Linked DNA regions of Homo sapiens: region 1 is linked to region 2. Evidence: chromatin loops called from intact Hi-C (ENCODE). Cell type or tissue: heart right ventricle. All regions are shown on one strand. Each heading gives the region's core, and the rest is flanking DNA. Links, peaks and the distances in the headings are about the cores only.

Region 1 (4,874 bases), core at 1,249-3,748, 380 kb before region 2:
ATTATTTAACTTGTGGAGATTATGGCTCAATTTGCTTTCATACTTGCATGTTTTTACCAAGCTTGAGATACACACACAGATTGGCTGCCTCTGAAGTCAACCTGCTGGGCCAGCCTAAGGGTTTGGATTTCTATGGTACCTGCTTGGAGGTTGATTTGGAGTCTTGACCGACAGGGCTTTTGGGCCAGTCTTAAGGCAAGTATTTCTTGGCATATAATCTAATACACATGAAACCAGTTCATCCCAGCAGGAGTAGGTCTTGTCAGAGGCATTGTGTGGTAATTCTAAAACTATAAGCATTTTTCCAACAGGTCATCACTTACCTCAAAGACTTTGTAAATAGAGTGTGACTCCAGTCTTCCTATAAAATAATGAGCCCACAGTGTAAGGATTGATTTTTGATAAGCCTGGGGATATCAAATTGAGTTGGATTCACAATAGAGCAGACAGAGCTCCTGGAGCTCCTTGGAAGTGGAACAGGATTCTCAGGAGTGGGCATTGCCTGTAGACCCACTTGCATTGCACCTGAAAGGGGAAACACAGACATGAATGAAACACTTGAGTGTCCCTTCTTTGCCAGATCTGCCACTAGGTCCTTTATGTATTAGTTCATTGAAACTGATGCCATATGTAAGATTCTATACCTCTAAAAGATCAGGAAACTGAGGCTCAAGAAATAGATAACTTGCCCAAGATAATATACTGAATAGGTGGCAGAGCCAGAATTCAGATCTGGAACCATCTGACTCCACAGTATTATACTTGCCTCTCATCCTGGGACTATTATGAGAAAATTTATAATCACCTTGATCATTCTAATAAGAAATTGACATGAATAAATATATTCATTCCTCTGTGTGTGTAGATACACAGATGCTTATTGCTTACTCTAAATATTGGGGTTATTTTTTAGTTGCATCTTTTCAAAATTGTGGTAAAATATATACAAACATAAAATTTACCATTGTAACCCTTCTAAAGTGTACAGTTCAGTGGCATTAAGTACACCCACATTGTTGGCAACCATCAGTACCATCCATTCTCTAGAACTTTCTTCATCTTCTCAAATGAAACCTCTGTACCCATTAAATACTAAGCCTCCTCCCTCCTTCCCCTCTTCCAAATGTTTTGTGTAGGGTTTGATGCACATGAAGCATTAGGCATGTGAAGGAGTTTAGGCCCTGACTTCTCCCATTCATTCCTCTTTCCCTCCAGAGCTTTCACAAATAGGAAGGTTAGATCGGAGTTTTGCTGGTCAAGTGTGGAGCAGGGCATAAACGATTAATGGTGAGTAGAGTTTCCAGGAAACTGTGTTGGAGGATGAAGCTTAGAAATGAAGCCTTTTGGGGTTTTCTGCTCCCTTCTGAAAAATAGACTTTGAGGGCCCACTTAGTCCACTTACACAGCAGCCACAGAGAACCTCAAGCTGCCTTCATCCTCCCAATTGCTAGAAAGGAGAAGATAGAGGGAGGAGGAATACTTTACACAGAGGGGACAGGATGTGAAGGGAGGTTCAGGCTGACTAATGGTCACAGACCCACTAGAACCACAGTCTGGGACACCTGTGACCTGAGACATACAATCTATCTCCTAGTAAGACATGGCCCAGGGAACACCAGGCGCCTCCCTCCCCGTCCCACCCCACAGCAGGTGTCCTCACTCTGTATTCCCCTCTCATGGCAGGGAACAGCAAATCCTGTCTGCTTTGGAAACATGAACAGGGATGATAAATATTCTTGAGCATTTGAGCTATGCCAAGAGCATGACTGAAAACCAGAAATAAACAAGAGGCCTTGAGCCAAGAGGAGGTCACAGTGACAATCTCATTATCCAAGCAAACTTCATGCTCACAGGATTTCAGGGCCTTGTCATTGTCTACCCAGAAGGAGATGGCATCATGTTCTCTCAGCACAAAAATATTTAAATTTTCTCTTTGGTCTAAATCTATATTCAGTTTGCTTTTAATTTTTCTTAATTTTTTTACAGTAAAATACAGTGCTTTATAGGAAAGTATTGCCTTATTTTGAACAAAATGACTCTAAATCCATTGTGCTACTTTTCTGTTTGCACTAATTGGCACAATCTTCAAGTAGATGCCAACAAAGCAAGCACTGAGGTTGCAGCTACTACCAAGTTACAGGAACTAAGGAAATTTTTTTCACATTTTATTTGCGTAGTGATATAATTATCTATGGTAGTTACAAATTTACATTGTTCCTATTACCAGTTTTATACTGGAGCTTTTCCAGTAGTATAAAGCATTGCTGTCCTTCATTAATTACAATACCAAACTCTTACATGGTGCTTACCATATCCCACACACTGTTCCCTATATATAACCCATTTAATTCCACAATTCTTTAAGGTACTCTTATTTGCTTCACTTACCAGATGAGGGAACTGAACTAATAAAAAAAAATTTTTAGTTTTTTAAGAGACAAGGTCTCTTAAAGACAGGGTCTTCACTATATTGCCCAAGCTGGTCTCAAATTCCTGGCCTTAAGCAATCCTCCTGCCTCAGCCTCCCAAAGCTCTAGAGCTATAGGTACGCACCACCACACCAGGCCCCAAGCAAAAATTTTGAAAGCTATTTTTTTATATCAAGAGATAGGGATATATTGTATAACACACACACATGAGTTTTTCCTCACTAGCCAAAAGTGTGTGAGTGTGTGTGTGTGTGTGCATGTATGTGAGTGTATTTTTTTTTTTAGTAGGCTTTATATTTTAGATCAGTGTTAGGTTCACACCAAAACTGAGTGGAAGGTATAGAGATTCCCCATCTACCCCGTGCCCCCATTCATGCAACTCACCCATTATTAATCTCCTTCAACAGAGTGGTACATCTGTTACAAATTATCAACCTACACAGACACATCTTGTCATCCAAAGTCCATAGTTTACATTAGGTTTCACTCTTAGTGTTGCATATTTTATGAGTTTGGACAAATTTATAGTGACATGTCTCTGCCACTGTAATGATATACTGAGTAGTCTCACTGCCCTAAAAGTCCTCTGTGCTCTGCCTATTCACCTTTCCCTCCCCGCAACCCTTGGAAACCACTGAACTTTTTCCTGTCTCCATAGATTTGCATTTTCCAGGTTGTCATAGAGTTGGAATCATACAGTATGTTGTCTTTTCAGATTGGCTCCCTTCACTTAGTAATAGACATTTAAGACTTTTCTATGTCTTCTCCTGGCTTGGTAGCTCATTTCTTTTTACTGCTGAATCATATTCCACTGGCTGGATATACTGCAGTTCATTTATCCATTCAATTACTAAAGGACATCTTGATTTCTTCCAAGTTTTGGCAATTATGAATAAAGCTGTCATAAACATCTGTATGCAGGTTTTGTGTGGAAATAATACTTCAGCTTCCTTGGGTAAATACCAAAGGGGATAATTGCTGGATCGTATGGGAAGAGGATGTTTAGTTTTGTAAGAAACCACCAAACTGTCTTCCAAAGTGGCCGTACCATTTCGCATTCCCATAAGCAATGAATGAGAGTTCCTACTGTGGCTGGTCTTACCTTCCAGTTCAGTGGAATCATTGTTGTGTCTCCTCGTGAAAGGGAGTCATGGTGTTGGCTGGGGTGATTGATCCTGACTCCCAAGGGAAAGCTGGTCTACTTTGGTTGTAGTAGACCAACCACAACCAAAGAAAGAGCATATGTGGAATACAGGAGGTCACGTGGGGCATCTCTTAGTATTACTGCATCCTGTGATTAAATTACAAAAACCCAGTCCAGCCAGGATTATTAATGTCCCAAATCCTTCAGGAATAAAATTTTGGGTCACCACACCAAAGAAGAATCACAACCAGCTGAGGAGCTTGCTGAAGGCAAAGGGAATACAGAATATGTAGTAGAAGGTTCCTCCTTCCTCCACCCATAGTTAAAAATACTGGCTACCACCATGACTACAAGATCAGTTAGGAATGTAATTGTCATGATTATTTTCTCCTATGTTGCTATGAATATGTGTGTATATAATCTTTGTTTTCCTTCCTTTCTTACTGCCTTATCATGTAACCTTAGATGTACTGATTTTATATCACAGTATTTCAGTATTGTTAACTTTACATCATAGTATCTGAGTTATGAGATACGAAGGAGAAGAGTTAAGTATCACTAAAGGACCTTACCTCCTTTCCTAGGGAAGAGGTTTGTGCGCTTTTGATTGTTTGCAGGATAGTTGTGGTATGTTAGGCAGAATTAAGACTTTTTGTTGTCTTTATTAATATGGATTGGGGAGGTATGCATGGGTACCAAGTTGACAGGGGTGGATTTGTGAAGATTAATTTTATGTGTCAATTTGAGTGGGTTTAGAGGCACCTGGATGAAACATTGTTTCTGAGTGTGTCTGTCAGGGTGTTTCCAGATGAGATTACCATTTGACTATCCATGGATTTAGTTGATTGCCCTCCCCATTGTGGCTGTCATCCACAACAGCAATCAATCAATCCATTAAGGGCCTAAACAGAACAAAGGTGGAGAAGGGAGGAATTTGCTCCCTGCCTCCTCTTTTTTACCTTCCTCACTGCTGCATCTAGGACATCTCATATCATTTTCAGACTGGGATTTACATCAATAGTTCCCCTTGTTCTCAGGCCTTCAAACTCAGAGTAAATTACACCACCAGCTTTCCTGAGTCTCCAGCCTGCAGATGACAGAGGAGGGACTTCTCAGCCTCCATAATCGTGTGAGCCAAGTCCATATAGTAAATCTTCTTTTATATCTATTGGTTCTGTTTCTCTGCAAAACCCTGACTAATACAGATTCAGCATTTGGTGTTGTCAGAGTTGTGGATTTTGGCCATTCTAATAGGTGTGTAGTGGTATCTCATTGTTGTTTTAAGTTGCACTTGCTGCATT
Region 2 (4,577 bases), core at 55-2,554:
CTAAGGATGCTTGAGTAAGGAAGCCACAACTAACTAGCCAATGTAAGAGAAATCAACATGCATATTTTGCTAATAATTCAAAGTTCCTGAATGATACTTGGGTATTTGTTCTCCTGGTGTGGTTCACTATTAATGTCGAGAAACTACAAATAGAAAGAGAGAGAGAGCAATATGAATTTTTTTGACAAATAAAACACAATAGTTGTTTATAAAGAGTAATGTGATTTGCTGTCCAGATGTCTAATTTTTCATAATTTAATGAGTAAACGCAATGAAATGAGATGAAGTGGCACTCACTGTAAACGTCCAGCCTGGCAGTACAGGACACAATCCCTGCTTCATTCTTGGCTGACACAGTATACCACCCAGCATCTTCTTTTGTGGCTCCCTGAATGAGCAGGCAGATGTAGCCGTGGTTGTCCTGGTGCATGCTGGAGAAAAGGATAAAGTCATTAGGGTTCTAAATTTTTTAAAAGTGGCTTTGGACATGAAGCATCATTTTTAATTAGATCATTAGAAACAGAATTGTGCAAGTAGCTGATAATAGGGTCATACTTATTCTGTAGAGATTACTAGCTCCATTAAAGTTAATGGGAGAAAGAACAGACGTCAAGAGTTGAATACATCTGTGTGCTTAATTCCTAGTTGAGGATCTGCCTTTACAAAAACCACTGAATAGTCTTTTATCACTAAAGCAAATGAATTCATCTTTTCTTTTAGATAGAATGATAAACACTTTTAAGAAATCACCATTAGATCAAACACCCATAGCTTCCTTCTAAAAGCTTAATCCTACATTGGGTAACGCATGGTTTTTGTCTTTGATTGATTTCATCAAAAATCAAAACATCTATGTGGCTTTTACACATAGATTTCCATGCTATATAAAATGTATCTTTTGATACATCATTAGGACTGAACAGTTAAGGATCAGGTTCTCATTGTGCAGTCTTACCTCACTCGGTCAGTGCTGTGAGTGAGTGATTCATTTTCTTTCTTCCAAAATATCTGAGGTGGTGGCACTCCCAATACACGACATTCCAGCCGCACTGGGTACCCATCAGCAACTCCTGTGTTTTGGAGCTTCTCAATAAACACAGGGGGTTTGTGTGCTTCTTTAGCTAAGAAAACATGAGATGAATTCTCTATCAATGATATACAAAAGGAGCACTAGAAAGAATTCAGAAGGCTTTTGGAATATTGCTTGAATAGATCTTTTATGATACCATTTTTTACTCCAGGTGGTAAGATGCTAGTCCCCTCTCCAAATTATTCTTTTACCAAGCAAAGGTCTGTATACTTCATTCCGCTCATTTATTTCCTCAATTAATTCAAGTCTGATAGGCTCACACTGTCCACTGGCCATCTGCTTCACAGAATGCCTGTCTGACCAGCTGTGGGAGACTCCTAAGTCATTGCTAGCATCTGTGATGGCTTCACTACTAGTGATTATGTTACCGATCATTCACAGCCTCAACCAACTACTGCCACCTAGTGGTGCTGAGGACAAGTATTTCTAGGAATTTGACCACTTAGATTCCCTCACTGCCGTTTGCCATGTTTGCCATGAATATTCTGAATATTTGTAACTCTTAAGTGAGACATGCCATAGAATTTAAAGGGGGCAATTTAAAGGGGAGGCATCTTTATCTAAATTTGGCAGCTTTAAATAGTTACCTGTAAACTAGGAATGTATATCCTATAAATTACAAATTCCACTTTGTATTCTTTGAAGGTTATAAAAAAGCTTTATTATAACCTTGAAGGAAGGAACCCATTAAAAAAAAAAGACAACTTTAGTACTATTCTGAAAAATTCAGGACTGATTGTTAATAACACTCTGAATAATACCATCCAATGGGAAATTGTTTTCTTGGATCAGTTGTAGTAGTGGTGGAAAGTACTTCAGAGAATGAATAAGGTTTACTTATTTTCTTTTGAACTACCAACAATGAATCTGAGAATGCATTCCTTTTCCACCACTACTCCCTCATCTGGAGTGACAGATATATCACAGCAAAGCAGCTAGGAAAGAGCTCAAAAAGGATGAAAATTCTACCTGAACTTTTCAAATGCTTAATACTCTCCAACACCACGAGTTAGTTAGAAGGTTGGATTTTTATTGAATTTTACATGGTTGCCCATCCTAGGCTATTCTGGGAGAAGTGGGAACAGAAGCTCACTTTGTATTCTTTCTGGGGCTCCAGTTTTGCAAAGAACATAAAATGTATAAAACAAGTCTTAATGTCATAGCAACTCATCAGTAAGAATAACATCTACCACTTTGCAGCATTGCTGTGCAGGGTACTAGTTATGCAGAGCTTCATACACATTTTTATGATTTAATCCTTAGGAAAGCACTGTGAGGCATTATATTCCCATTTTATATATGGAGAAACTAAGTCGCAGAGATAGCTATTTGCCAAATGTCACACTAGTAAAATCGACAAGAGCCGGGACTGGAGCAGATCTGACCCCAAAGACTTTGCTTCCAATTACTGTGCATCACCGTCTTCTGACAGGAGTGCCAGCTGATGCGCACTGAGGTATCTATGTGATCAAAAGGCATATTTAACAGCAGAAAAGTGAAGTTTTAGTTTGAGGTTAGAGGAATGAAATCAATTGTAGCATGTAAGAATATAGAGTACTTTGTACAAAACTTGAAAGCATGGCTAACCTGTAGCACCACAGTCCACATATTTACCACATTTTTATGTGAAAACATCTTGGTACCATTATCAGAATCATAATCCAAGAGTTTTGTCAAGACTTCTTGGGTTTTATTCTCATTGCTACTCTATTTCTTGAAAGAGCTCAGTGACGTAGTGTGTTTAGAAGAGCACTAGGAGTCTTGTGTTAAATCTAATCATCAGCTTACTAAGTGGGACCCTGGAAAATTCAGAGAAGATTTGCTCTGATTATCTCATAAGGCTCATGTGAGGGCCAACTGATACATAATGTACATGAAGCACTTTGCATAAAGAGGTAGAAGAAATAAATGTTTTGTTATGTTCTTTCTTAAAAGAGATCAGGTACTCAACACCTAACTCTTAAGGATGGTATAAAAACCTTTCCATAAATGTGTTTTCCTTTTAGGCTTCTCAAAGCATAAGACTTCATGTAACAGCACTTTTACAGAATTTACCTACACAATAATCAGTGAAAAAGCAAATCTGAGTGTAGTTTGACAATGACTATGAGGGTAGATGACAGTGTTGTTTTAAAAACCAGGTGTGTGTGTGTGTGTGTGTGTGTGTGTGTGTGTGTGTGTGTATATATATATATATATAAATATAAAACTTTATATATAAGCAAATTCTTTGGTTCTTGGAGTCCATGCTGCTGTTACTATTTCTCTATGTAACACTAGGGGCCACTATACACACAGGAGGTCGAATGACCCAAAAGAGCTAATAAAATCTTTTTCTCTCTTTGCCAGGTTAGTGGGAGAAATGAAAGATTTCTGTTTCTGTTTTGCTAGGCCTTATAACCATGTCCTCATTGGCTATTTTGATGATACAATCTATTTTTTCAATACTTTATTTTCCGTATTGGTTAGTAATGTAGAATTAGTTTACATTTGTAAGTCTGATGTTCATTCTGTCAGAGAGCAAGGATTCACAGATGAGCCTACCAGCAACCACAAGCTCCAGGCTGAATGAGTTCTGTCCTGCTCGGTTGGTAGCTATACATGTGTAGATGCCGGCATCACGTGACGTGACTGGCTCTATGATCAGAGAGTGCACCCCGTTCTCACGCACCAGCATCTTGTGAGCACTGTCAGGGCGTACGGGCTTTCCATCTAGTTGCCAGCTTAGATCTGGGGTTGGTAACCCACTGACCTAAATCATAAAAGAAATACATGTAAATTTTTGTATTAAAACAGAGTGAAATCACTGGTAGCTAAGAAGTCTGCATAAATTCCTCCTTCAGTAGTACAAGAGGTGGCTTTTTTTTTTTTTTTTTTTTGGACAGAGTTTCACTCTTATTGCCCAGGCTGGAGTGCAGTGGCACAATCTCAGCTCACTGCAACCTCTGCCTCCCGGGTTCAAGCGATTCTCCTGTCTCAGCCTCCTGAGTAGCTGGGATTACAGATGCCTGCCACTATGCCAGCCTAATTTTTAGTATTTTCAGTAGAGATAGGGTTTCACTATGTTGGCCGGGCTGGTCTTGAACTCCTGACCTCAGGTGATCCGCCTGCCTCAGCCTCCCAAAGTGCTGGGATTACAAGCATGAGCCATTGCACCGGGCCAAGAGATGGCTTTTAGTATCAGCTCATGTTACTCTTTTGCTTAAAACTTTTGCTTTAAACTTTGGCTTCCTGAGCACTCACCAGCTTACATCTAAACAATTCTTACAGAGCAACCTAGAGAAGACCGAGATGGGATTTAAAAAATTGCTGTCATGGTCTTACCTTGCCCAGGGCTATGGAGATTAATGGGATGATATCAGCACCAGGCTCTGGGCTTCTTTGAAAAAAGATGTCCAACAATAATAACAAATACTCAGCTGGCATTTATATATAGTACTGTAAAGCTTCTCATCAAGGAGCAGCCATAGTTATGGAGAATGCATTC

What was found. Hi-C counts contacts between places; a loop is a spot of excess contacts. Peaks named below come from ENCODE experiments on the same cell type or tissue, not always from the same donor. Only the 100,000 strongest peaks of a DNase experiment are listed, where the experiment ranks them.
Region 1: it touches region 2 in a loop (2.5-fold over the local background); 3 of 110 quality-filtered maps call a loop at or near these places.

What each region holds. Positions count from the first base shown.
Region 1 is chr4:169,302,649-169,307,522 of GRCh38, reverse strand. The region is part of intron 2 of LOC105377529 (a long non-coding RNA gene); the gene reads left to right. Among named protein-coding and RNA genes, the nearest start is that of SH3RF1, 34 kb to the right of the region's middle. In heart right ventricle, for the core only: no CTCF peak of the experiment used is centred there; no DNase peak of the experiment used is centred there; H3K27ac peaks cover 1,000 bases.
Region 2 is chr4:168,920,799-168,925,375 of GRCh38, reverse strand. It overlaps PALLD (palladin, cytoskeletal associated protein), which reads right to left. Exons shown (of 22, transcript NM_001166108.2): 18 at 3,635-3,842; 19 at 956-1,121; 20 at 298-431; 21 at 98-143. The coding sequence ends at 130. It also overlaps a transcript of CBR4 not described here. Among named protein-coding and RNA genes, the nearest start is that of CBR4, 87 kb to the left of the region's middle. In heart right ventricle, for the core only: CTCF peaks have their summits at 1,290 and 1,500 (motif pointing left); a DNase peak (open chromatin) is centred at 1,461.